2 separate regions of the Homo sapiens genome follow, and region 1 is linked to region 2. A link is an interaction called in ENCODE POLR2A ChIA-PET data of the cell type or tissue named here. Cell type or tissue: HepG2. All regions are shown on one strand. Region 1 has its middle 4.8 kb from the start of SLC25A51. Region 2 overlaps SHB (SH2 domain containing adaptor protein B).

Region 1 (2,500 bases), 150 kb before region 2:
GCCCCAGTAAACCAGGATTGGTATTTAACAAGTTCACCAGGTGTGCTGTGTGCACATTACAGATTGAAAAGCATTGACCTAGATTCTAGGTCCTAGAGGTCTGGTTAAAAAATAGATCTGTCTCATGTCTGTAATCCCAGAACTTTGGGAGGCTGAGGCAGGAGGATCACTTGAGTTTGAGACCAGCCTGGGCAACACAGTGAGACCCTGTCTATAAACAATAAAATAATTAGCCAGGCGTGGTGGCACACATCTGTAGTCCCAGCTACCTGGGAGGCTGAGGCAGGAGGATTGCTTAAGTCTGGGAGGTTGAGGCTGCAGTGAGCTGTGATCATACCACTGCACTCCAGCCTGGGAGACAGAGTTAGACCCTAACTCAAAAAAACCCAACATATATATATATATATATGATATATATACACACACACACACATATGATATATACACACACATATATGATAGATATATACACACATGATATATACACACATATGATATATATACACACATGATGTATACACACATACGATATATACACAAATATGATATATATGATATATATATATAATCAGTTCCAAGACAGACTAAATTAGAATCCCCAGGAGAGAGGCCAGTTGGCCTGTGTATATTTAACGCTAGCCCTGGCTGATTCTTCTCAGGCAATTTTGGGAAATTATAGCTTTAAATTGACATCCTGACCCATTATAGTGACCTGTGGTTTGAAACACAGGGTCCTACAGGGCTCAGGAATGTGTAAGTGAATGAGCCTGTAGCTCAGAGGGGAAACAGTCCTAAGGAAAATTATCAGCATTGCTTGAGAGCCGCACATACCAAGTGCTCTGAGTGTTGATAGGAGAGGGAAGTTGTACCAGCTGCAATCAGGGAAGGCTACTTGGGAAAGGTGATCTGTAAAGGAAAGCTAGGATTCAAATAAGGTGGGTTCCAGAAAAAACATGGGATGAGAAAAAGCGTATAAGAAGGAAGACACCAGGTGGCTTTTTCCCTATCATCATTTCGGTACCCCGGCTTTTTCTCCCAGCACACCAGCAGGCAAAGTTTATGCCCCCTGATAAGTCCCAGAGCTCAGAAAGATTGGTGACCTCTGGGTAAGGTCAGGGACACCTTACTTGTTGTCTGAGTGACACATACTTGTGAAATACAAATACATTTTTACCTACCAAGGGCCAAGTCAATGAAACAAGAAGCAGTTGCACAATACTGTGTGGGTTTCCCAAGCAGCCACACGATATGTCATTTCCTCAGATTTTCACATACTTTGTGTCCTCAAAGAAGTCCCATGACCTATCTGAGCTATGTACCCAGTAAGAGGTGAGGCTGGGACTCTGCCACTCCTATTGTTTTGGGGGATGGAGCTAGCCACAAATGCGCAGTGTGATAGTTGATGCTTTCCTTTTTCCTGGCACTTGTTCAAAGGCCCAGATGGATGGTGAGCTGCAGGGCGGTGGGCAGCCTGGCCTTGACCCCAGGGGAGTATCTCCTGAGCTCCCTCATCATAAGACACCCATGGGGAACTTGTGAAAAATATCGGCTTCCAGGGCTGACCCAAGACCTCCTGAATAAAAATCTCCAAGCAGAGGTCCTAGGAATTTGTATTTTTATAAGAACCATGTGTAAACCTTAGGTGAGGCTAGTTGGGAAACACTGAACTCAATGTAGCATGCTGCAAGGTCAGAATACTTGGGTTTGCATCCTTGATCCACCACTTCCTAGTGATGTCACTGGATAGCCCCACACCAGCCTCAATATCTCCATCTACAGGATGAGGGTCCTTCCTGGTGACCATGTTCCAAGACCCTGAGGGAGGTTCCCCATGATGGCAGATCCAGTGCGATGGAAGCTCATCCTCCTTCCGGTATAGAGGGGGCAGTGGTGCTCAGGGACACAAAATGCCACCCTTCTCTCTTGTCCTTGGGGCAGAAGGGACCATGCAATTTCTCTCTAGATCCCATTCACCTCTGGGCTATGACCTCCCCCTGGGCCTCCACCACTGAATCCAACTTCTGCTTTTCCTAGCATCGCTTCACCTTTCTGAACCTCAGTTTTTCTTTTCTGATATATTTTGTTTACTTCTTTTGTTTATTTTTTATTTTTATTTTATTTTTTGAGACGGAGTCTCGCTCTGTTGCCCAGGCTGGAGTACAGTGGCGAAATCCCTGCCCACTGCAACCTCCACCTCCTGGGTTCAAGCACTTCTCCTGCCTCAGTCTCCCAAGTAACTGGGACTATAGGCACCTGCCACCATGCCTGGCTAATTTTTGTATTTTTAGTAGAGAGGGGGGTTTCACCACGTTGGCCAGGCTGGTCTTGAACTCCTGACCTCAAGTGATCCGCCCGCCTTGGCCTCCCAAAATACTGGGATTACAGACGTGAGCCACCATGCCCGGCCTGTTTATTTTGAGACAGGGCCTCCCTGTGTTGCCCAAGCTGAAGTGCAGTGGCAAGATCTCAGTTCACTGCAGTCTCCACTTCCTGGGCTCAA
Region 2 (2,500 bases):
GATCCCCTCTGTCTTGGATGCCCCATCCACACCTTCCTCTGGACCCATCTCCCATGAGGCCTCCTCTTCCTGACGGTTTTCCCCATTTCCTCCCACAGACCCAGACAGAGGGCCATCCATTTCTTCCCTGGGATCTCAGGCACCTCCTGACCCCAGAGGGCAGAGAGTGTCCCACTCTGGACCCCTAGGCCTCAGCTGCTGAATCTACTGCATCAGTGGCTGCTCGGGGCCAAAACCCTGCAGCCATCCTGGCTCTTCTCCCTCATCTCTGCCAGGAAATCCTGAGGCCCAATTTCACCACACGCTGGAATCTGCCCCTCTTCTCATCACCTGCTGTCAAAGCCCTGCTTTCAGTGGTCTGCCTGCTGGTGCCCTCTCTGCTCTAGAATCTCCAGAGCCACCCTTTAAAAACCCAAGTCAGATGCGTGGCTGGCTTCTCTGCTCAGAACCCTCTGCTGCCCCCATCTCATGCAGGGTTAGCGAGGAAGGCCTCTTCAATGCTTGTGAGTTCCGACATCCTCTGCCCCACACCTCTCAGCCCTCAGCTGCCTTCATACCTCCTCCTCACCTGCTCCGCTCAGTCATATAGATCTCTGCATTGCTCCCTGAACCACCGAGGCATGCTACTGCCTCAGGCTTCTGCACTGTTCTTCTTCCCTCTGCCTGGAATGCCGTCCTTGGAGAGCGGGGTGGTTCATGCCATCACAACTCTTAGCAAGGCCCTCTCTGAGCACCCACATAAAAAGCATCCCACCCCAAATTCACGTTTGCCATCGCCTCTTTATTCCTCTTTACTTTCCTCCACAGTCCCCACCCCTGACGTAACTGTATTTACTTGACTCCTGTCATGAGAGAGCAAGCTCAGGGGAGCATAGACTCTTATCTGCTTTGTTCATGGCTCTATTCCCAGCACCTAAACAGAACAATCCCCAACACACAGCAGGCTCTCAACAGTGTCTACTGAATGAATGAATGAATGAATGAGAAGAAAGGACTTGGCATGGGCTCTCACAGCCCCCTGGGAACTCTGGGTCCAGCCTGTAAGTCAAGGCCCGGCAGTGGGCCAGGGAATTCGCTTCCCCCACCCACCCACCCACCTGTCGAGTCACTCTCCCCTCCTCGGCCGTGGGAAGCCCCTTTCTGACCAGGAGTATTACGTGTTGCTTGGAAAACACTGGGCCTGAGTCACTCAGTGGGGCTCTAATTCTCTCTCCATCCCCTGGACCCACCTCCAAGATCCTTCCTTTACAGCATAATGGGAAATCCAGAGACAGCTCCCCTTGGAGAAACTGGAAAGGAACTGAATGATTTAGAGGAAAATTCAGTTCTTCCTGCCTCGGGAGTTAGGAAAGCTCAAACTCTCAGGAAGTTAGTGCCGCTGAAAGTGAAACATTAATAGAAATATTACTGGAAAATACCAAACAGGAAGAGAAGGAAAATTCCATTGTGGAAGCAAGGTCCTCTGTCGATGCTCCTTAATGGTCTCAGCAAAGTGTTTCAGAATCAAAACACGGGAAGAAGCGGAAATCAATCAGGCTGTCACCCTTCCTGTAGACTCCAGATTCGGCCACGCCACCTCCACACCACCCCGGCACAAAGGGCACTGGCCTCAACACAAGGTCAACACACACAGCAGGTACTGGCCACCAGCTCTGCCTCTGCTGTGAGGCAGGGAAGAATGCACTCCTCCCCATGAGCCTCTGTTTCTCCATCTGCAAAGGGGAGATTACAGCCCATTCCTCGCAGAGTGGCTCTGAGAAGCAAACAAATTACCGGTGTGAAAGTGCCCTTTAAGCTGTGGAATACTTACATAAATGTTGGAATCAGTCACTTCTACCATGCCAACAGAGGGGACATTTTACAAAGAGTAAGTCTAGCCACAAATAAGGCAGAGATGATAAAGCAAATTCAGGCATGGGATTGTGCAGCTTGAGGTAGTATGGCACAGTGGTTACAAACAGATGCTAGATCTGGCTTCACATCTCATCTCTGCCACTTACTGGCTGTCTGACTTTATTATTATTATTATTATTTTTTGAGATAGTGTCTCGCTTTGGTGCCCAGGCTGGAGTGCAGTGGCCTGATCTCGGCTCACTACAACCTCTGCCTCCCGGGTTCAAGCAATTCTCCCACCTCAGCCTCCCAAGTAGCTGGGATTACAGACATGTGCCAACACGCCGAGCTAATTTTTGTATTTTTAATAGAGACAGTGTTTCACCATGTTGGCCAGGCTGGTCTCCAACTCCCGACCTTAGGTGATCCACCTTGGCCTCCCAATGTGCTGGGATTACAGGAAGTGCTGGGATTACAGGCATGAACCACCGACCTGACTTTAGACAAGTGACTTAACCTGTCTGTGCCTTGGTTTCCTCATATGTAAAAATGAAAATAGAAGTAGCAGTAGTAGTAGCTACCTCAAAGGACTGTAGTGAGGAGTAAAGTTACATACAAAGCACACAGAACTGCACCTAGCTCAGAGTATGTATAATAAAAGTATTAG

What was found. Peaks named below come from ENCODE experiments on the same cell type or tissue, not always from the same donor. Only the 100,000 strongest peaks of a DNase experiment are listed, where the experiment ranks them.
Region 1: POLR2A ChIA-PET joins it to region 2 with 5 read pairs; 13 of 35 experiments call an interaction of 5 or more read pairs at or near these places.

The regions. Positions count from the first base shown.
Region 1 is chr9:37,907,637-37,910,136 of GRCh38, forward strand. It overlaps the pseudogene PAICSP1. Among named protein-coding and RNA genes, the nearest start is that of SLC25A51, 4.8 kb to the left of the region's middle. In HepG2, no CTCF peak of the experiment used is centred here; a DNase peak (open chromatin) is centred at 1,225.
Region 2 is chr9:38,058,156-38,060,655 of GRCh38, forward strand. The region is part of intron 1 of SHB (SH2 domain containing adaptor protein B); the gene reads right to left. Among named protein-coding and RNA genes, the nearest start is that of SHB, 9.8 kb to the right of the region's middle. RefSeq lists an enhancer at 739-1,938. In HepG2, no CTCF peak of the experiment used is centred here; a DNase peak (open chromatin) is centred at 1,556; H3K4me3 peaks cover 570 bases.